Linked DNA regions of Mus musculus: region 1 is linked to region 2. Evidence: chromatin loops called from intact Hi-C (ENCODE). Cell type or tissue: gastrocnemius. All regions are shown on one strand. Each heading gives the region's core, and the rest is flanking DNA. Links, peaks and the distances in the headings are about the cores only.

What was found. Hi-C counts contacts between places; a loop is a spot of excess contacts. Peaks named below come from ENCODE experiments on the same cell type or tissue, not always from the same donor. Only the 100,000 strongest peaks of a DNase experiment are listed, where the experiment ranks them.
Region 1: it touches region 2 in a loop (5-fold over the local background); 21 of 42 quality-filtered maps call a loop at or near these places.

What each region holds. Positions count from the first base shown.
Region 1 is chr13:59,837,547-59,849,409 of GRCm38, reverse strand. No RefSeq gene overlaps it. Among named protein-coding and RNA genes, the nearest start is that of Tut7, 20 kb to the right of the region's middle. In gastrocnemius, for the core only: CTCF peaks have their summits at 6,420 (motif pointing left) and 8,416; DNase peaks (open chromatin) are centred at 6,418, 8,446, 8,786 and 9,656; H3K4me3 peaks cover 593 bases; H3K27ac peaks cover 440 bases.
Region 2 is chr13:60,732,334-60,744,196 of GRCm38, reverse strand. It overlaps Dapk1 (death associated protein kinase 1), which reads right to left. Exons shown (of 26, transcript NM_029653.3): 18 at 7,855-7,953; 19 at 4,065-4,142. Among named protein-coding and RNA genes, the nearest start is that of BC051665, 48 kb to the left of the region's middle. In gastrocnemius, for the core only: CTCF peaks have their summits at 3,746 (motif pointing right) and 5,535 (motif pointing right); DNase peaks (open chromatin) are centred at 5,553, 6,116, 8,295 and 8,687; H3K4me3 peaks cover 848 bases; H3K27ac peaks cover 1,474 bases.

The DNA of each region.
Region 1 (11,863 bases), core at 2,086-10,085, 900 kb after region 2:
CCCCTGAATAACAGAGTTGCCGTTAAAATTCATGTCATGGCTATCAATTTAAAATCTCAGCACCAGACTTGGAATACCTCCTGCCTTACTTAGGGTTTCTGTTGCTGTAATTAATCACCATGACCAGGAGCAACTTGGGGAGGAATGGGTTTATTTCACTGTACCTTGTAACCCATGGTAAGGGAAGCCAGGGAAGGACGCTGGGGGCAGGAGCTGATGCAGAGGCCATGGGGGGGTGCTGCTCACTGGCTTGCTCCTCATAGCTCGTTCAGCGTGCTTTCTTAGAGCTTCTAGGATCACCATGCCAGGAATGGCACTGCCCACAGCAAGCTGGGTCCTCCAAAATCAATAATCAGTCTAGAAAATGAACTATATATAGGCTTTCCCACAAGTCAATCCGGGGCAGGGGTGCATTTTCTCAATTGAGGTTCCCTCTTCCAAAATGAGAAGCCAAAACTAGGTCCTCTTAAAGAGTAGCCAGTGCTTATAACTGCTCCAGTCCCGGATTCTGTACCTTAAGGTTCTTGTAAGTTCATTACCTCGAAAGAATAAAGTCAATGATAAGGATAACAAAGTGGAGGGAAGGTTTCTAGTTGTTGTAACAATGTAACTTATCTAAACATAACCATTCACAAGGACAACATAGTGACAGCGGGTACTCTCACACAGTTCTGCAACTGGTACTGCCAGTCATTTCCACAGCTTTTCATAATCTCTAACTGAAACTCTATCCATTTTAAACACTTAAAATTAAAAAGCTCAAGATGGCCTAGTCGGCCATCACTGGAAAGAGAGGCCCATTGGACACGCAAACTGTATATGCCCCAGTACAGGGGAACGCCAGGGCCAAAAACAAAATGGGAATGAGTGGGTAGGGAAGTGGGGGGGGGGGGAGGGTATGGGGGACTTTTGGGATAGCATTGGAAATGTAATTGAGGAAAATATGTAATAAAAATATTAATTAAAAAAATTAAAAAGCTCTCTGGAGAGATGGCTGCATGGTTAACAGCACTGGCCGCTCTTGCAGAAGACCTGGGTTCAGTTCCCAACACTCACATGGTAGCTCACAACCATCTAGAACTCATGTTTTAGGAAGTCTGACTTCTACCAAGCACACATGTCAATTATAATCCTCATTTCTGCAATCAGTCACATGGCCTTCAATGAGTATAACTACCTTCCTCTACTGCTCATTCCTCCACCCTCTGCAAGAACCTCAGCAGATCTTGGCTCTTTTCCTGGAGCAGTGACCCACACTTTCATTCCTGATGGGTCTTCGTCCTTTGTCATCCTGCTTGGATTAGGCTGTTGTAGTTTCCCATTGACTTTAATCACAGGATGTGGTAGCACTAAGAGACGCCCTAAGGGGTCTCCTACATTCCAGACATCATCCTTCTCACCTCCATTTCGGAGAGGTAATCCAATTTCCCTATGGTAATCTGAATCTATCACCCTTCCTAGCACTGTTATTCCTTTCTTAGCCTGTTGCTTTAAGGGCATTAGAATCCCAAAGTAATCAGGGGAAAGTCTGAGGTCCCAGGTCAATGGATTGTTTGTTGTGGCTCCTGGCAGGAGCACTTCCCCATCTAGAACCAAAACTTCTAGACCAGCAGAATTTAGTGTTTCCAGAACAGGAAGCAAACTTTCCTAGTGGGTCACTAGGAGTGATGCTAAGTGGAACTATTCCCTTTTCCACCCCTTAATTTCGGAACCCCTGGATCCTGGCTCTGGGAGAAACTGTACCATATACTGGACTGATTCAAAGCATACACTGCCTTCTGAAGAACTCTGCTCCAGCCCTCCATGCTACTGCCACCTAATTGACGCGTAAATGTGTCTTCAAAAGGCCATTCTATCTCTTTATCAGGCCAGCTGTTTCAGGACTGAGGAGAACATGGTAAGATCAGTAGATTCCATGATCTTGGGCCCAATGTCATATTTCTCCGGGTATGAAAGGAGTTTCTTGGTCAGAAGCAATACTGTGTGGAATACATGTCCGTGGATAGTGGTTTTGGCAGAAGCATTACATGCAGGAAAGGCAAAACCATAACCTGAATAAGTATCTACTCCAGTAAGGACAAAACATTATCTTTTTCATGGAGGAAGTAGGCCGATGTAATCAACATGCCATCAGGTCGCTGGCTGGTCACCTCGAGGAATGGTGCCAGATCTGGGGCTCAGTGTTGGTCTCTGCTGTTGGCAGATCTGGCATTCAGCAGCAGCTATAGCCAGGTCAGTCTTGGTGAGTGGAAGCCCGTGTTGCTGAGCCCAAGCATAACCTCCATCTCGACCACCATGGCCACTTTGTTCATGTGCCCATTGAACAATGACAGGGATGGCTGGGGAGAGAGGCTGACTGTCCACAGAACGGGTCATCTTATCCACTTGATTATTGAACTCCTCCTCAGCTGAAGTCACCTTTTGGTGAGCATTTACATGGGGCACAAATATCTTCACATCCTTTGCCCATTTGGAGAGATCTCTCCACAAACTTCTTCCCCAGATGTCTTTCTCACCAATTTTCCAATCGTGATCTTTCCAAGTCCCTGACCATCCAGCCAATCCATTGGCTACAGCCCATGAGTCAATGAACAATCGAACATCTGGCCATTTCTTCTTCCAAACAAACTGTAATACCATGTGTACTGCCTGAAGTTCTGCCCACTGCGAAGATTTTCCTTCACCTGTCTTTCAGGGTTGTCCTGGAAAGGGGTTGTAATGCTGCAGCTGTCCACTTCTGGGTGGTGCCTGCATAACATGCAGAGCCATCAGTAAACCAGGCCCTAGTCTTCTCCTCTTTGGTCAGCCGATCATAGGGAACACCCCATGAGGCTATAGGCACATGCTTGGCAGCAGATGGCACTGTAACAGGAGTAGAAACCATAGGCATTTGAGTAACTTCTTCATGTAACTTGCTTGTGCCTTCAAGACCTGCTCGGGCCCGATCACGTATATACCACTTCCATTTGATAATGACTGCTGCTGTGTATGTCCTACTTTATGACTTGGAGGATCTGATAGCACCCAGCTCGTGATGGCTAGTTCAGGTGGTTGCAAAGTAACTTGGTGTCCTATTATCAAATCTTCAGTTTCCACTAAGGTCCAACAGCAGGCCAAGAGCTGTTTTTCAAAGGGAGAATAGTTGTCTGCAGATGATGGTAGAGCTTTGATCCAAAATCCCAAAGGTCTCTTCCGTGATTCACCTACAGGGGCCTGCCAGGGGCTCCAAATAGCATCTCTATCAGCCACCAACACCTCGAGTACCATTGGGTCTGCTGGATCATATGGTCCAAGTGGTAGAGCAGCCTGCACAGCAGCCTGGACCTGTTGAAGAGCCTTCTCCTATTCCAGGCCCCACACAAAGCTAGCAGCTTTCCGAGTCACTTGGTAAATAGGTAAATAGGTAACACACCCAAGTGAGGGATGTGTTGTCTCCAGAATCCAAATAGACCCACTAAACGTTGTGCTTCTTTCTTGGTTGTAGGAGGGGCCAGGTGCAATAACTTATCTTTCACCTTAGAAGGAATATCTCTGCATGCCCCACACCACTGGACTCCTAAGAATTTCACTGAGGTAGACAGTCCTTGAATTTTGGTTGGATTTATTTCTCATCTCCTGATGCATGTATGTGTTACCAATGAGTCGAAGTGATTGCTACCTCCTGCTCACTCGGCCCAGCCAGCACAATGTCATCAATATAGTGCACCACAGTGATATTTGGTGGAAGAGACAGATTATCAAGATTCCGTTGAACATGACAACATGTTCATGAACATGAACATGACATCATGACAACATGAACATGACATCATGACAACAAGGCAGGTGAATCAATATACTCTTGAGGTGATGCTGTAACAATATACTGCTGGCCTCGCCTACTGAAAGTGAATTGCTTCTGGTGGTCCTCGTGGACAGGTACTGAGGAAAAGGCACTTGCTAGGTCAATAGCTGCATATCACGTACGAGGAGATGTGTTAATTTGCTTAAGCAAGAATACTATATCTGGTACAACAGCTGCATTTGGAGTAACTATCTTGATTTAGTTTTCTGTGCTCAACTGCCATTCTCCATGATCTGCCTGTCCTCTGCACTGGCCAGACAGGAGAGTTAAAGGGAGAAGTGGTGGGAACCACCACCCCGGCATCTTGCAAGTCCTTGATGGTGGCACTAATTTCTGCGGTCTCTCCGGGTTATGATACTGTTTTTAATTCACCATTTTCCCCAGAAGAGGCAACTCTGAAGACTTTCATTTAGCCTTTCCAACCATGATACCCTCACTCCACAGGTCAGGCAACCAATGTGAAATTTTTGCTAACTTCTAAGTATATCTATCCCGATTATCCATTCTGGAGCTGAGGAAATGACCACAGAATGAGTTCAGGCAGCTACTGAACTTACTGCAACTTGGGCCTCAGCCAAAACTCCATTATCACCTGGCCTCCGTTAGACCTTACTTGAACTGGAGGGCCACAATGTTTCATGAAATCGCCCGGAATCAGCATCAATTCAGAACCAGTATGCAATAGACCCCCGAAAGTTTCACGGCTTCCTCTCCCCTCAGTGTACTGTAACCCTTGTAAAAGGCCATAGGTCCTTTGGGGAAGAACTGGAGAAAGGCTAACAACAAAACCATTAGGTGTCTTACCAAGGTTCTTCCTCAAGGGAACCTGGCCACCCCTTCATTCAAGGGGTTGTGGGTCTGCAAACTGGCTCAAATATGGAAATTGACTCACTGGCTGAGATTGCTTTGTGTGGCGATCCAAGGTAGCCTTTTTCTTTCTTTCTTTTTTTTTTTTTTTCTTTTCCTCTTTTGAGAATGTTTCTGCTTATACGGATCAAACAGAAATGCAGTAGGCTTCCTATCTATTTCATGCCTGGAAACACCATGAGTAATTAGCCATCTGTACCAAAGGTCTGTACAAGGCATGCCATTATAAAATCCACTTTGTCTACGCTGCCCATTATAATAACTACGATCACCTTGTCTCTGGCAATTCAATGCTGCCACCTGGCCCTTGCTACCTCGGGGCCCAATTAAACCTGCTGCATTTAATTCATCCAACTGAGCAGCAGCGGCTCCAATGCTAAGGTCTGGCATAAAATAAGGGGCAAGAACAAAACTCTTCAAATGTGCTGGTGCCCCTCTCACCAGTTAGCGTCTTACAGGATTTGTGAAGGGCATATCATCTTCTGGGCCTTCCAATGTGGAAGATTAGGTTTTATACAACGTATCCACTCTAGCACTGCAACTTCCATGAGCCTTAAAACCCCTTCCTCAACACTAGGCCAAGGGATGCCAGGCATCTCCATCTCCTTTTCGGTAACCTCTCTTTTGATAAACGTTTCAGCCAACCACTCAAACTTTTGAGACCTTTCTTAACTGTGCAAGCTTCCATACTAAACCTAGGGCCCATGTCAATAAACTCAGCCTGATCTAGTTTTATGTTCCTTCCACCACTATCCCACACCCTTAAAATCTATTCCCACACATATTCCCCAGACTTCTGCTTAAATGGATTAGCAAACTCATTAAGCTCTTTAGGAGTGTAACACATTTCCTCATGGACTACACTTTCTACCTCCCCTCTAGGGGCCTGCCTTACCTTGAGTCTATAGTCTATAGTCTAGTCTATAGGTCTAGAGGCAATGATTGGTGAGCCTTGAGGAACATCAATATTGTCTTGCCTGGCATTCTCTTCAGAGAAAGTCACTGCTGGTTTATCTAATAATAAAGGATTAATTTCCTCAGGTGAAAAGGGCAATATTTCAAGGGGTGGGACTGAAAGTATTGCATCCTCAGGTGAGGTAGACCCTTGAGGATCTGAGAGTTCAAAGTTCTCAGCTTCAATAGGGTCCTTCCACACATTCCCATTCCAAGTTATAGGATCCCAGTCTTTGCCAATTAATGACCTTACTTTAACTGCTGCTGACACCCTCTGAGGCTCAGACTTGATTTTTGTAGTAATTCAGCCATCTTTTTGAGGGCTTCTGTTTGATCTTCCACAACTTGAGCTCTAGGGCTACTGGCAAGGAGATTCTCTTCAAGAGCACACTTAGAAACCTTTAGATGCCTATTCCAGATCCGTACCTTCCTTCCTTCTTCCATTGTCCTTATGTAGGTCTCCAGCAGAAGGTATGGCCTGGATTGTGTGCCTCAAGATCTGAAGTAAAGGCTGTGTCATCCCACCTCAAGCGCTGGATGAAAAACCCCTGTCCTCAGCCTCAAGATGCAGATTAAAGGCATGTTGTCTTTCTGCTTCAAGATCCGGATCACAGGTGTGCCCTCCATTTCCGTATTGTAGTTCATTCCTGATATAGTCAAATTGACCACGGTCCTGTTCCTTCTTAAACCGCAGGAACCCAACCCTGGATACTAAGTAACATGGTTTGCCAATTGGCATGATTTGCTGCCACCTCGTGGTTGCTATAAGTACTGCTACTATGAACACATGCAAATGCTCCTTTGGGGATTCTGCCTCCTGCATTTTGGGGATTTAGATCAAAAACGGAGTTATTAGGCCATATGATTGTTCCATATTTAACTTTTTGAGGAATTATTAATTAGTTCTCTGAACAAAGAAGTTTGAGGGCAGGTCCTGGGCATGGATAGTTTGTTTCCTGTTCTCACATGCTCTCACATAGTAACAAACTGGGATCTGGTCGTGGTAGCTTTCCACCCCATCCCCACCTGGCTCACTGTGTCAGGTCGCATGGGCTGCTAGCTCATCTGACACATCAGGCACATGTCCTCTGCCTCAAACCTTCCCCAGACACACCCTGGGCCCACAGTGGACTTCCTTGGATATAGCCGATGTCACTGTAACCGGAGGAAATGAAGACATTCCAAAGAACACTTGTCTCTCGGTCTGTCAGACTACTGAAACAATGGAGCCCAAAGCAGTGGGAATTTCTCTGGAGCCCCACGCAGGGAAAGAGACACACCTCACTTGACTCCCAGAAGAGAATTCACACAGTTCTAACATCTTGTCAAACTACCTCAGGAGACTGAAGCCCGGGCTCCGAGTCAGTGGTGGGCGGGACCTCACTTTGATTGACACTGCTTAAGTGCACACATCCTCTGCCCTTTATTTAAACTTTGATCTCACTTCTGCACCCTGAGGACGGGCTTGAGGAATCTGCTGGACCTTTGTCCCTCTTTCCAATATGGCCACACTTAATGACAACCCTTATTCTGCTTTTGGTTATTAACTCTAACAATGTGACTCTTTTTAACTGACTTACTGGAACTGGGTGGCTAAATGTGGTTTGGGGCACAGGTTGTTACCCCTCCCCCTGGGGGAAGCCACATGTGCCGTTGCAGAGTGGCGCTGGCTACCACTGGCCACTGCCCATGATTATGGGTAAACAACCAATGTGCGCATGTGCATAAGAGGTTTTTGCCGAGTCACTGCCTGGCCCGACACATATTAATGAGGTACTGGTAGCATAACCAATCAGGTATGGACACGTCACTCCTAGGCCTATATAAGCAGCACCATTTCTGGGCTCAGGGTCTTTCGCTTATGCAATCAATGCTCTCCCAATAAACGTGTGCAGAAGGATCCTATTGTGGCGTCGTTCTTGCTGGCGAGACGGGCGCTCACATCCCCCTCCGAGCTCAATAACACCCTGACCACCCTAACTAAGGTAAGTCTGAGAAAGCGTGGGCCATCCAGGGAACCACGCCCTAGGAAGGTAAGAACATCCCACCCCCATCCACGCTGGGGTTCAAGGTAGTCTGACTCCAGTCACATATTAATTATCCAGCCTTACTTCCCTATCTGTGTGACCCCTGACACATGGTATGATTTATACCTCAGAGCACACAGGTCACACACTAACTAAGTTTCCATTTCCTCGGGATGCAAGACTTCCATTCTCCCTTCCTCCCCAGAAGGGACCTTAAAGAGAGGACACCTTGCTTTGTCTCTTGGGGTTGACACTCTTCCTCAGCACCAGCCCTCTGTGGTCAGTTATCAGAGACCTTCTACCTGAAAAGGACAACCTGTCTCTCCTTCAAAACCCCAGCAGAAACCACAACACAGTCCTACCTTCCTGTTTAGTTTTCTTTCACAGATAGCACAAGAATACGGAGACAGTCTACAGTCCCTGTCACCTTAATGCCAGTTATACATTGAATAGTGGCACAGTCAGTATGTGTTTCCTCCAGGTGCTCATCGTGGCGGACAGCTCAGCATGTTTCTTTTGTCATTTTTGTTTTATGTTATGGGTCTTAACAACATTCCTCCTGAATTTCAAAATCCTCTAAAGATCTGAATTCCTTGGAGCTACAAATTTGCACATTAATTGGCCTCTGAGACTTCTGTGATCTTAAATGAATCAGTTAAATGTCACCGGAAAAGGGGGCCAGAATGCAATGCATTCGATTCAACAGCAGAGGGGGCAGGAGTGCATGCATGCTGCTCAACAGCAGAGGAAGCAGGGATGCAATGCATACAGCTTAACAGCAGAGGGGGCAAGAATGCATGCATGCAGTTCAACCACAGAACTTACACCTAGCAAGTACCATGCTCTTAGCCCAATCCCCAGCACCACAAACAGAAGAGAAAAATAAAATAAACCCAGGAGTTGCTTTAAAAACAGCAATGAGTTTAATTGTGCCAACCACAAGTTGCCATCATGAGTTGGGCATCGTTGTCCAGTGTTAGTTAAGTGTTGTAACCTAATTAAACACGTACACAGACGCCTCGCCAGTTAAGAACACAGGATCCAACCTCAATTCCCAGCATTTACATCAGCTGGCCACAACTGCCTGCAACTGTAGTGACCGGGGATCTGGCGCCCTCTTCTGTCCTCCAACGGCAACTACACTCACTTGCCCACACCTCCACCCAGACGCCTATGCACAATTAAAAATAAATAAATCTTTTTAAACACATAGACAACACATAGACTAAAAGAGAGAGGGAAAGAATTTTTTCCAAGAGTATTTGTACCAGCCAAGATGAAAGCGGGTGGACAGGAAGAAGATCCCAATCCCTCGCGGTTTCAAACAGCCACAGGTGGTTATGAATATCATATAGGGATAGAATAATTGGAATAATTTGATCTAGGTGGGCAGCTTGTATCATTTTCAATTGGCTCTGAAATTATTGTGTGGGAATCTTGTGAATTGAGAATGTATTGGTTATATAAATCTGACTTGTTAATTATTCAAAAAAAATAAAGAATATGTGTACCAAAATAAGCATGTGACATGTTACAGTGTCATGTCATGGTAGACTGTCATGTCATGCATCCACTGTAATTTTGTTTTTGTTTTTCTGGGTTTGTTTGTTTTTAACTTTTTGTTGATTCTTTGTGAATTTCTCACCGTGTCCCCCAACCCCCCTCATCTCCCCAACCCTCCATATCTGCCCTCTGCCCTTGCAGCCTACCCCACAAAAGAAAACAAAAATAAAAAATAAAGTAAATCTCCCCCATGGAGTCTGGTTTCTTGCAGTGTGTCACTAACGTAACGCCCAGTTTTACTTGCAAATGTTCATTGCAGTGAGTCCTTGGTCTGGTGTGAGGCCTCTGGCTCTGCTACACCATCAACACTGGATCCTCGCTGGGACTCCTGCCAGGTATCCCATTGTTACCCTGTATCATGGAGGCCCTGCAGCTCTGGTTTGGAGGACCGGCCCCTTCCCGTGCTCCAGCAGTTCATAGATGGGGTAGATGTTGGGGTGGGCTAACTCAAAGCCTTAGATCAGTGCTTGGGTGGTAGCTGAGTTGGTCAGCCCAGAAGCTCACCCACGCCCCTTCACCAGGGCCAACTCTACTGTGCTGCATAGGCTCTCAAGTGCTGCAGCCAGCGAGGGGCAGGGCCAGTCGAGGGGCCGGGCTAGTTCTCCCTCTCTTGTACCCTTGGAGCCAGTTCTCCCCAACACCACAGTCAGTGAGGGGCTGGGTCAGCCTGTGCTGTCCTTAAACATCAACATGGCCCCAGGCCAGTGACATCCACACAGCTCTCCGTGGTAGCATGGAGCCGCAGACATGGACACAGACCCTTGATGCTGCTGGCGCACAGACTGAGACGCAGTGTTTGACAGCAGCGTGGGTCAGGACATCCCCACGGTCTCTAGTGGCAGCACAGGCTGCTCACAGCAGGCTGATCCTCACCGCCCTCGCTTCGCGGCCTCTTCCTAGGGCCCACACCATCCTGCTTCTCTTTCTCTCCCATCTTTCCACCACACTCTTGTGGTGGTGGTGCCTGCCCGTGCAGCGTGGCACCGAGCAGGCCTCTGGGTGTCTTCGGTCCACTGTTTGTTTTTGTTTTACAAGACATGGTCTCTCAGGGTAGCCCTGGCTGTTCTGGAACTCGCTCTGTATTAGCATATGCCTATTCTCTGCACTTAGCAAGCTACGAGTTTCCATGTTAACCAGCATCCCACTAACAAAGAAACCCCTCCGCTTATGTCTAAGAGCAGAGCTAATCTATGGGTAGAGAGATATTCATTTAGAGGGCATTTTGAGACTTTGTTCATTTTACAGAACAATGGTTCTTCCTGGGCCTTTGAGTTCCCACTGTAAGTTATGGGCCAGATTTACAGCATTAGACATGTGTTTTCTCCTGTGGAGCAGGCCTTGAGTCCCTCTGCTGCATGCACAAACATGTCTTACCATACCGGTCATTATTGAAGTCCACAGCGTTCACATCTGGGTGAGGCTGGCCAGGACTTTTATCTCCCAGAAGCCTGCACAATACCTTGTAATGTTATGTAATCCAGCCAGCAGCTTCAGGGCCAGCACCAATGTCACTTCTCTGTCTCCTGTGTGTGATGGCTTCAGCAATGGGATCTTACCATCAAGTTCTGGAGAGCAGCCTAGAGCAATGGCAGTAGGCTATATTCTTGGTGTCCACAACACTTTGGACCAACAGCTCTAGGGGAGATACACAACACCTGGTACTGGGGGGGGGGGGCACGCAGTGAGTGGGGGCGGTGTTTGGTTACCTATGGCTTCTGGAAAGACTGGGCAAAACCAATTCTGAGAGCTGTTTTGTTTTTGTTTTGTTTTTGTTTTGTTTTTGTTTGTGTTTTAAATAAATGACTTTATCTGGAATGCAAAACTTTCGCTATACTAGAAGAATAAACTCTGTACCTACCATATCTTCTTGCCTTGCTTTCGATTAAAGAAATTTTCCAGACTGAATAATAATTTCTTTTTTGTTTTTGTTTTTGTTTTTTTCGAGAGAGGGTTTCTCTGTGTAGTCCTGGCTGAATGGAACTCACTCTGTAGACCAGGCTGGCCTCGAACTCAGAAATTCACCTGCCTCTGCCTCCCAAGTGCTGGGATTAAAGGCGACAAACTTTCTAATAAGTAGAAATGAATCAAATTTCTAATAAAAAAATTTTTTAAAACATGCTATATTTTACATTATCCTGGAAAAAAAGATAGACAATAAGGTTTGGGTCTCCAGAGATCCACTGGAAACAGGAGCCACTCAGAGAGGCTCCCGCTGTGTAATCAGAAATGGGTCTACTTTCTAGTGTGTTCAGTTGGGAGAAAGAAGAAGCAAGAGAACACAGGAAGTAAAGAAGAGGCGGAGAAGAACAGAAGGGGGTGAAGGGGAGACACTGCAGGGCAAAGGCAGAGAAGAACAAGAGGAGGTAGAGCAGGAAAGCCACACTAGGCCAGAAGCCAAGGCTGCTGCTGTTTGAATGGTTTGTGTGTGTTTCCCCAAAAGAGTCATGCACTGGAAACCGGGTCCCCAGTGTGGCTTGTGGGACCTTTAAAGGAAGGGGCTAGAGGGAGACCACGAGATTTGGGGGTCATCATTCTTGAAAGAAGTAAGTGTAATTCTCAGATGATATCAAGTCATTAGAAAACAAAAACTGCTGGGCGTGGTGGCGCA
Region 2 (11,863 bases), core at 1,480-9,479:
TCCACCAAAGTGAGGCCGGAGCAGGAGCTCTGAGATTAGACCTGGCCACAAATCCACCCTGGCCAAGCCCTCCGTGATGGGGCTGGAAGGAGCTGGTAGGAGCTTGTCCACCCAGCACCCAGGAGGAGCATCAAGTTGGGGCCACTGTGCTACTGCAAGTTTTCTCAAGCCCTACAATGAGCTCCAGTGTGTGTCCCTTGGGTCTGTGAATGTGACTGGGCTGCACACAAGGCCCAATGGATTAAAGGTTTGGTTGAGTGCTTGCAGTAGGCTGGATATGTAAGACAGCACACCTCCCAACACTAGGAGTGCGCAGGTTTATGAACGTGGACCTTCCGGGTGGTTGTGAAGGTGGGTCTGTAACACAGGTTACACTCACCACCAATCAGCTCCCATCACTTACTTAAGTGCTTGCTCAAGAAGTTATCCTACCCAAGACTCAGAGAGCAACTAGCCTGCACGGTCCCAGCCAAGCCCAGCACCACACTGGCTATAAGCGCTTCCACTAGCAGGTCTCCCCGTCTCTCCTCTAGATCCTGACACCCACAGTCCGAACCTGGCGGGCCTCTGGGTTTACAGCTTTCTTTCTTCAGCACGTTTCCCTTGGCAAATTAGCTTTCACGTTCCCCAAAGGAAAGATGACTAAACCCACAGGCTGGAAAGGAAGCAACTGGCAATCTGGAGAAGCCAGATAAGGGCCCTGAGAAGAGGCAGCAGCGACTTCCAGCACATGGCACATGGCGGAAGCTGTTAGGCCCAAATGCACGGAGTGAGAATACTAATTATGCAAATGTCCTTCACTCCCTGTGAATTTTAATTATGGGCAACACCCAACACTGTCCATTTTCCAAAACATTCCTGAGCACCTCCTCAGTGTCTTATGCTTGGGTTTAAGAGAAAGGACGGGGCTACTTTTATTATCGGTTTAAGGAAAAAAATCCTACTGATGAGACCAATGAAGTAAACCAAGTCCCCAAAGCCCTGATAATCATGGAACTCGCAGGAACAGAGGCAAAGAAAATAAACTTCAAGACCACGGATACCGCATGCAGCCCACTCCCTATGACCTTGCATTTCCTTGCATTGAGGTGAAGAGACTGGACCTGGCTAGGCACCACAGTCCAGGTCCGTGCAGTGGAGGACTGAAGGGGCTCTTTCCTGGTAGGTAATCTATCTGTCTGCACGAGATAGAAGAGAAGGCACAGCTTCCTCCTGTTAGTTCCTCTGGAGAGGAGCAGCCAGAGGGTAGATGCGGGGCTTCCAGAGCCCACCAAACACCAAGTTCCAGAGACAGAGGAGACTCACATGAGGGGTCTATGGGATCATATGCTGTAAGCATTCCCGCCACATCCAACTGCAAGAACCCAGAGTGATGTCACCGAGCTGGAAGGAAACACCTGTGGCTAGCTCTCAGAGATAATACCAAATGTCTCAAGTCCTCCATATTGAACTGGGCCAGTGCAGGCTCCATACAGCTCAGTCCTGCCTGGTTTTCATAGTCCTGGCCTTGGCCTGGGTCCCTAGGAGTCTAAACCCTTCCAGAAGAGAAGCTCCTAAGGTCCCCTTAATGCCAGGCTCCAAAGCCCTCCCTGGTCCTGTGTCAGCCCCTCACTGCACAGGGATGAACACAGACTCTGACTCTCACACTGGCTTCCACTGGAGCCAGTGATAAAATGGCTTTGGTTCTATTTCCGTAGGCCAGTCCCTATTTCCTTCACGGCAAAAGTTCAAAACTACATTCCCAGGAGGTGAAAACCTCTGAAAACTCCCTAGGCAGAGACCACATGGAATGTACAGTACCCAAATGAGGGAGGCGTCATGAGCCACTACTCTCGTGAGTGGCTCTAACACAGGCAGAGAACACTGCACAGTGTGTTTCCTTTGGTTTCCACACAAGGAAAGAAGAGAAACAAAGGCACTACAGCACGGGCCTGGAGGCCAGGGACAGAAGTATTCTGCAAAGACAGGATGTACCGCCCACCTGCAATGAATGGCAGGAGCACCCTGGTGAAGACTACTGAGGAGCATGGCCACAGCGGACACTGCAGCCTCCCCTCTTCCCTGAACTGTGCTCTTTTTGAACAGTCTGTCCTCCTGGAGACTGAATTGATAACCGTAAACATATGCCTGGCCTTTCTCTCTCTGCAGACACTGGTGGCTTCTGTCCTCACTCCCCAGTGCCGTTGCTTTGACTTCCGAAAGCAAATCTTCTATCTATCGGGTGCTTCCAGCGCTGATGAGTTATCGCAGTTCAGGACTTAGTTTTTTTAAATCTGAGAGATCTGAAGGAAAGAATGGATCAGCAGAGCTCTGCCTCCCACCAGAAGGCTGAGGCCTAGAGTCACGTGGACGACAATGAAGGTAAGTGTGTCCTGTTGAACAAGACATTTATAAAATCCTGCCTGATGGAACAGAAGCCCCAGCTCAGCACACTGTGATCTGTGACTAGGCAGGGTGGCTCAGCGCAGGCTCACTGAGATGTCCCCAGGCTGGCTGGCTGGAAATAAACACCACAAAGTCCCCGTGCCCACAGAAAGACCAAGGATGTAGAGATCTCGTGATATGGGATTTGCACTAACTCCTCTCAATCTCTTTGAGGATTGGTGTTCTGGTAGGAACATCCTCCCCTGTGAACCCTGGGGATGTAAAATGTCAGTGCCAGTCACAGAAGTTCAGGGCCCCCACCGCATTTGCAATGGTCCATTCTAAAAATGCTCTTCAGGGTGCTGTGCCAAGCACAAAGGAAGCCACTCGGTGCTCAGTGTGTACAGGTGCTGTTCTCAAGACGTCTTTCGGGGCTCATTACCATTCTCTGAGCTGGCACCTCGTCCCATGGGTCGGATGCAGATGCTAAGGCACAGAGCTGATGAGCAATGGGCCAGTTCATCCAGCAAGAGTTTTATGGGGCATCCAGGCTACCTAGGCTTATTAGTTCTTGTTAACTTTATATAAATTATAGTCACCTCAGAAGAGGGACCCTCGATTGAGGAATTGCCTCCATTAAACTGACATGTGAGGCATTTTCTCCATCCATTTGGGAGAGTCCAGCCCTCTATGCTGCCCCTGAGCAGGTAGTCTGGGGTTTTATAAGAAAGCAGGCTGAGCAAGCCACAGGGAAAAAACCAGCAAGCAGCACCTCTCCATGCTACGAATGTAAGTCAAGTCTCCCTGAATACTCCATAAGCTCGCTCTCTACCAACTGAGCTACATCCCCAGATCCAGGGTAAGGGTTAAAATGTATCCTTCTGCTTCAGCCTAGAAACTCATGTACTTACTATCTCTTTGTAAGTATTTCTAAAAGCCAAACAATACCCGTTTTCTATGACAACTCCCTACACATAAATATTGGTAACCCGACTGTCTAACTTTTGCTACTACATTTTAAATAGAACTTCAGTGAACATCTTTGTGTGTTAACAAACAGATAGATACCTTAGCCAAAATGGTTTGGGTTTTTTTTTTTAGTCTCTTGATATATCATGTGGGTTGTAAATCGTTCACCTGTGTTTACTTATTTTTCTGTTTTTATAAACTCTACAGTGCTGTGATTTGATAAACAGGAGATTAACTGATACCTGAAAACTCAAAACAAAATAGGAGAAGGGACACCACTAGTGTTCTTCCCCATCCGCTGTGGGGGTGGTGGCACAGAGAGGGCTGGGTAAACAAAACCAGCACAGCGGTGGGAAGAGCATCAAACTAGTTTGTGTGTCTGTCCATGCATGGCCTGCATGCCTGGTGCTCGAAGAGGCCAGCAGGGGGTGCTGGGTATCTTGTAAATACAGGGCTTACAAATGAGCTACCGTGTAGGTGCTAGGAATTGAACCCTGGTTCTCTGCAAGAGCAACCATTGCACGTAACCACTGAGCCCATCCCTCCAGCCCGAAAATTTGTCTTTACAACAACTGTAGAAGAAACCCCTTAGACATTTATGTGTGTGTGCCAACTGACAGGACAAGGAAAGATGATCTTCCTAAACCTACGTCCAATGTCTCCTTCTAGTAAGGAAAACACCAAGAACTTCTCACATAAGAACAATCTGAGGACCTCCGGTGAAGGCTCACCTTCCGCAGTCTTGCCAGGAGCCCTGCCACATGCTCGTGCTGTTCTGCCTTGGCGAGGTCCTCGGCCGTCTTTCCATCCTGTAGGAAACAGATGATCAGTGTCACAGAGCTGCACGGGACCTCAACATGCTAGTTCAGCGAAGAAATGGGAGGCACAGCAGGGTCAAAAGAAAGTTGGACAAACTCTAAGTCCTGGCCTGTTTTCTCATCTAAGGAAACCTTATTTTATTTGGTGGCTCAGGAAGGAAAAATGACAGAGCAAGAAATGCAGTAGTGTCCTGAGGTGTCAACAGAAAGATGCTGAGTGCATAGACTCAGAGCTTACTCATTCTCCTCTGACTATCCCATCCCCGATGGAACTTCTGTCTCTATGGCAGCAGTCTACTCTTTCAGTTCTCACACATACAAACCTGGTCCTCGCTCTACACCGTGGCTGGTAACTACTGTACCTTCCAAAGGACGCTTAGTCTAGCACAGGTTGATTTAAGGTGGCTGAAAAAACACAAAGCAGAGACCTAAGGGCCCACAGCACTGTGACATTTACTGTTTGATTAGAGACTTTTCATGGAGCTGTGGTTTCATATGAAGGGACCTACTCTTATGTCTATACCATGAACATGCACATCTCCTGAGAACGTTCCGGTCCAAGCCTGATCAAGTTCGCAGCGGATCACATGAACTGCATGATATCACAGTCCCTTGTGGGGACAGGAGCTGTGGCTATGTCCCCTCTACACTAAGGGAGATAGATACCACTGTTCAGCTAAAGTATTATACAGCCCTAAAATTCAATCTTCAAAAAAAATGAAGACACCTTTTTAAGAGAAGAAAAAAAGTCTATGGTCTCATTATCTGCATTTGTAATAAGTCATCCCATGAAGAGTTGGGACATCTTGTCTACCTGCCAACCTCCCAGTTCCTCCACTCAAGTTGCTCTTGAGATACATATGGGGCCTCTCTGGACCAGCAAATCTTAATCTTGGCCCTGCTGGACTATGTCATTCTCTGCTGTGGAAAGCCATTATCAGCCTTATACAATGTGAATAACACCTCTGTGGTCTACCAAGGCACTGGTGATATTCCTCAACCTCCAGCTTAAAAATCAACCACGTCTCCAGATAAGTCCACGTGTCTTCTGGGGACAAAATTGCCAAGCTGTGAATGAATGCTCTCTCCAGGCTGAAACTCTGGCTCAGGTGTGTGTTCCACCCCATTCTTATTATGTATCCTAAAGTCCTGAGATGGATCCAACAGGCAAGCTAGAACTTCTCCTTTGCTCTGGACCGAACTGAGTTCCTTACTAGACACTGTACCTCCAACTAAGAGTTCCCATCAAACCGTCTCATGGCTTCATGGGGTGCCTTTAAGGCATTGAGGAAGAGGTGCAGAATAAAAAAAGCAGCTCCTAAAAGGTGACTAGAGTCTCTGCAGAGTTGGTGGTAGAGGAGAAGCCAGGAGCGCTCAGAATATAAAGGTGACACTAGGGGGTGCTGTGGTGCCACATGCTATCTGTACAGTCATCTCAGAAGCCAGAAAAAAGTTACGGCTCTGGCTGGCTGTCCCACAGGGCAGCATCCGCAGGGACGGGTCTGAAATGTGATTCTGAAAAGACGGCTGTCAGTACAGAACGTACAAGGCACTAAAAACTCCGTACCGATAAGAGAATATGAGAAATATTAATATTCTCAAATTCCTCCTGTTGAAATGAGATTTCACACGCATTGCTGAAAGCCGTTTCGTCTGCTGCTTCTTTAATGCGACTGCTAGAAAATTCAGAAGGACAGACATGCTTTGGCCTTTGTCTCTAAGTGATGTCCCCGGTCCACGGTTATCCCACTCCTCACAAAAAGTCATCACTGCTGAAAGAGGAGGATGCTTGCTTCCCCTGCTAGGAGGCCAGATGCCTACCAGGCTTGCTTACTGATGGGAGCCTCTCAGTTCTGCTTCTAGCATGATCCCTGTAATCTGTACAAGAGTGGGTGGTCACCAAGCTCAGGCCTCCTAACCTAATGCTTTTCACGAGCCACGCCCACTTCCTGACTACTCAGCTGCCAGACTGCACGAGCCACGCCCATTTCCTGACTGCTCAGCTGAGGCAGCAGAGAAGTCAGCTTCACCCACCTCCCAGTCCCCACCCTTATCTGACATCACTCTTGCTCCACCCCCTGCCTACTGATGGTCAAGACTCTTTGATCAGTGCCCCTCTCTCATTTTCTAGAAGTTTCTCTGTGTGGGGCATCTATCTGAGTAAATGACAAGGCTAAGCACAGACAGGAAACACTCATGAGTCTCTCTAGAAGCTGAAAGAGGTGGGAGACGGGAAGGCAGTATAAGCAGGGTGTGGCGGGAGCAGAGAAGACAGCCACTGCGGGAAAGAGTGGGGGGTGGGGGTGGGAGGGGCATGGGCTCACAGAGCAACACAAAGGGACCAGAGACTGCACACACATCTGGATCCAACAGCTGATAGCATCTTCAGAGTCACCCTGGTTTTTATTTTCCCACAAGGCATCATCTGATATATATACACACATATTATACAATAGATATATAATATATAATAAATATAAAAATGCATGTGATGTGTTACTGCAGGATAGCTAACCTGTGGGTAAAGGTTAATGAAGGCACCTCAGGCCTAAAATGTCCTGTGTGGCAGGGGTAAATAAGCATCCTGAGAAATGTGTGCATTCCCTGCACACACTGCTCATATCTGTGCCTGCAGAGACCAGTACTGCACAGAACAGGCCCGTTACATCTTGAGAGTTAACGGTACTGCAAAGACCTACACACAGACAGGGACACACACACACACACACACACACTCTGGAGGACCATGCCAGGCATCTGGGCCTCAGCAGCATGGATAGCCAAAGACAATGCTATATAAATGGATGAGCATAGCTGTGCCTCAGCGAAATTTCATTTACCAAAACAAATGGCAGGCTAGATGGAGCTCTAAGGGCCAGCTCGGTTAAGACTTTGAAGATCTCCAAGAACCTCAGAGCCTTAGGTAAGGTGCAACATCAAACACCATGTGCTCTCCTTCAAGACTGTCGATAAAGTTCAGATCTTCGAATGTCAAGACCACACACACACACAAGTAATTAACCCACCTTAGGCCCAGCAACATATCAAGCAATAGTTCATGGCTACAACTGAACTGCCACTTCACCTTGTTGGCCAAACTCTTATCTATGGTGTTTATTTTATGAAATATGAAGCAAACGGTTTCTTCTGAGGAGTGGGGGAAGGGGGAAGGGCAGCGCTAAGCCTGAAATGAGAAGCCAGAGGAATGGACTATGTCTTACTTAGAAATAATTTTCAATCCCAGCAGCAAAGGCGGACTCTAAACAGTAGACACCAGCCCTTTGCCTCCAGGCTGTTCATGACCCCCCAAGACCACACAGGGGATCCAGCTCCTCCCACAGGGCACTGGGCCTCTTGTACCCTGGGGCCAACGGGAAGCACTTATGAAAGAGAAATCCATACGTGGAATAGAAAGCTAAGAGGCACTGTTGTGTAACACGGTAAACAAAAGGCCAGTGTGAACCAGCGGGTCGCTGGCGGAGCGGGGCTGGCGAGATGAGAAAGGATGAAACATTAACTAGATATTAAACTAGGTCTGTGTGGGCAAATGTTTATGTAACTGCAGTAGAGGGTTAGAGCTTAATAGCAGCCTGTCTGCTTTAGAATGCAGTTGCCAGGCAATACCTTTCTCCCTGTGCCCTTGAGGCACAAGAAGTTTCCATGGCTCTCTGAGGCCAGACACCTGCCCCTGCCTGGTACTCACCGAGGTTAGAGCCTCCACATTGGCGCCCATCAAACAGAGGTAGCGGACCACATCTAGGATCCCGTTGTTGGCTGCAAGGTGGAGAGGAGTCCGACCATACTGGAAAGAGAAAAAAAATACCACAAGCATTCTCATGGCTGCTATCTGTGAAAGCTGGTAGTTCACAGCCATCGTTGGGGAGAAACGGTATTACATAAGGGGACTGGGACCAACAGAACTAAACAAGAGGTTCTAGCTCCCACTGAGGCAGGTCTGCCAGATAGTTTTTCAAGTACTTTGAAGTTGAAAGTCTAGCTCCAAATTCACCTTCAAAGGATGAATGAGAAGGTTAGCCACAGGATAACCAAGTTTCCCGCTGGGCTGGCAGAGAGCGAGGCAAGAGTGTGAGCGCCCAGACACCCATGTGTATCTGCACCACACCGTTCATATTCATGCACCAGGGAGAGAGAAGGAAGGGAGCTGCCAAGGGCACTCTTAGGAGGCCGTGAAGCTTCGAGGTCATGCCTATTATGGTTCGTAGGCATATGGTTCTCAAACTGTGCGCCATACACCTTGGGGTACTGCAGTGAACCCCCAGGAATAGTGATAGCTATCTTGAGGTTTAAACAGTGTGTGGTGAATATCTCCTCCAAGCATCTCACAGCCAGGACATTAGACTGTCGGGTCTCCTCGCATTGGCACCCTGTCTTTGCAGGTTTGCCCTTAGAAGTTAGCAGCCGCCACACCAAGAAGCAATGGTCTTGAAAATAGGGTCCTGAGAGTTGGCTCCATAGTTAAGTGAACCAGCTGCTCTTCTAGAGAACCCAGCACTCCCACAGTGATTCCCAACCATCCATCTGTCACTCCAGGTTCAGAGGATCCAACACCCTGTCCGACTCCAGTCGGCACCAGGCACACTCGCGGTGCAGTCATCCATGCAGACAAAATATCCACACACATAAAGTAATTACTTTTTGACGTTTAGGCTTAAAAATAATCCTGTGGAACAGGAGAGGGAGGGAGGCACCCAATCTATAGTCACGAAAGCTATGCAAGATTCAGCTACCGCACACACCCTTGTGGCTGTAGTCATGTAAGGATGAAGGGAGGACAGGAGACTCCTCTTCTCGGTTGTTTTCTATTTCTCAAAGGTTGCTAAGTCTGGGATCTAGGATGTTCTGTAAATACAACAGTGAAATAGCAAACTCATTGGCTCTGAAGGAGCCATGAATAGAAATCACGGAGCCAGTACAGGGGGTGTCGGAGTCAGTGCTTGGCAATCCCTGCTTGCAGAGCATTTATTGTTTGCATGGGTCAACACATCATCGTTTTAAGCGTTTAGGATAGGAGTGTGTTAGAAAATTAAATCCTCAACATCGCTTATTGAGATTTTCTCTATTAACACGCTGGAGCGTTTCCCTCCTGGCTCTATGAACCTTCAGTAAGAGACAGATCACTGGAAGGGCTGAGACACAATCACATGCTGCATTATGTTATTAGCTTACAGTTAGTGGTGGTTTTGTAAAGATGTATTTTATTTATTATATGTAAGTACACTGTAGCTGTCTTCAGACACCCCAGAAGGGGGCGTCAGATCTCATTATGGATGGTTGTGAGCCACTATGTAGTTGCTTGAATTTGAACTCAGGACCTTCGGAAGAGCAGTCAGTGCTCTTAACTGCTGAGCCATCTCTCCAGCCCTAGTGGTGATTGGTTATCTGTAATGACATCTGTGACACACTATTGAAAGCCCGAATGCTATTCAACTCACAGAGACTCTGCAGCCAGCCTGCAGGGAACAGAAATGGAGGGAGTGTTACAATCCATTCCAGGTGTAGCACCTGGCTATCACATAACTCAAATTCCTTAGTGTTACACCCCAGGCCTTTCGTATCTGGACCTGAGGTCTCCTTCCAGCATTTTCCCCCTTCTCCCATCACCTCTGTGCTCAGGACCTGCAGTCCTGTGCTGTATTTTCACCACCAAATTTAGGAGCTACGCGTGCAGGCTCTGTCTGAAGTCACCTCTCCTGACCTCTCTATCTAGCAGAGTGCTAACTGCTCTGTCACCTCTGTGAAGCTGGCGGATTCTTTCCCCTGTTTCCACAGCACTTCCTGCCTGTCCCGCGCCTGCCCCAGCAAGGGATGGTGACAAGTGAATTTGCTACTTTGTGTTGTGTGCCTGGTTTTCTAAAGGCACACAAGAAGGAAGAAACACCCATGGCCAAATCCTCACCTCCTCAAATGCCTGGGCTGTGCAGTAAGACATTGATCACAGCTGATGCCCAAGGCTCATTCCAGAGGTGTGTGTGTGTGTGTCATGTGTGTGTCGTGTGTGAGTGTGTTTGTGTGTGTGTGTGTGTGTGTGTGTGTGTGTGTATGTGTGCGCACGTGCGCGCACGCGAGAGTGCACGCACAAACTTAACTATCTGTGGGATAAGGGTGGCCTATGAGGTTCGACCTTAGTGATACATGGTGTTGTCCCTTTCTTTCTCTCAATGTTTGCTTGCTATCTCAGCTGAGTTAAAAAAGAACCCGCCCCAGTCTTCAAACAAAGCATAAAGAAATGTCTCCATAAATTGACAAGTCCTTGCCCTCTTAGACTAAGAAGAGCAGGATTTGAATGGTCATCTTTCTCTCTGGAGAAATCTAATCATCTAGAAAGACAGCATGATGGGGAGAGAGTGGCAGCCTGCCTGAGAAACATGGATGTCACTGTGCTATAGCCAATGTAACAAACGGCTCCCCAAGTGGGCCTGAGGAAAGGCAGACTGGACGGATTAGTGGGTTGGTAGTGGCTGGCACTTACTTTCCTGCACAAACTTAAACGTCTCTAGTTTCTCACTTGAAGAAAGAGAAAGAAACGGGGAGAGGGTGGAAAATGGTAAGGGGGAGGGAGGGGGCAGAGGGATAGAAAAAGGAAGGAGGGAAGGAGGTAAGAGGGACAGAGAGAAGGGGTTTGACTATTACTTGTCACCTAGAGTTTCACAGGATAAAAATTGGGTTCAGAACATGATGTGCAGAGTGGGTGGAATCTCTGAAGAGGCGAAGTCTGGGAGCAGGTGAGTCACCAGGGCTGTCCTCTCAAGAGTAGGTCAAACCTTAAAGGACTGGATAGGTTACAAAAAAGCAGCTCGTATAAAGCAAATTCAGCTTCCTCCAATGTCCCTCCCCAATTCGATGTCATTGACCATGCTAGAGCACTGCAAGAAAGCTGTGCGGTGATAGGCAGCAGGTTCCAGTCCACACAAGTCTGAACCGCACAAGGCTTGCTTTCACTTTAGCTGAGCTCTACATAACAGCAGAACCAGCCACCGAAGGCTCCTGCGCTATTCCAGCATAAGACGAAATCAAAATGTCAAGTCCATAGACCACTGTGACCGATTTCCATCAAATGAGTCAAGTTTCCCGTTTGTCCACTTCTGTGGTGCTGTGACTAGGTCCATGGGCTGGATACATGCATCCAGAGTCCCACTGAACCACATCTCAGCCCACACCAGTAGTTTGCAAACCTAGAAACAGGCTTGTCTTGCTGGATGTTTATTTGTGTTAGAGAAAAGCTCTCATCCTGTAGCCCAGGTTTACCTCAAATGAATAATCCTGCCTACACATCACGGGTGTTGGCAGTACAGGTGTGAGCCACCATGCCAACAAAGCTGGACTTCTCAATGAACGTATTTAACAATGTGCCTTTAGACACACGCTAAGACATGTTTTGCTTTGTCTTATCTTTTCTGGATAGTGGGAATTGAACTCAAGGCCTTCCTTGGGCATGGAAAGAAATCAGCTGGTGTAGCCCAAATGCTGCGTGCAGGCTGCCCACTGTGCCTCCAGAGCGAGATCTGAAGGTGGATTAATGAGCACCCATTCGTTGAGGCCACTTTTAAGCCACTGAGGGAATCCTACCTCCTCTTAAGCCACGTACATAATTATCTTGGCGTGGTTCGATAAGGATAAATCAAGACAGCAAGAAGCAGCTACAGCTCAGAGTCAGGGTGTCTCTCTCCTTCATAGGGGCCCAGAGTCTGAGG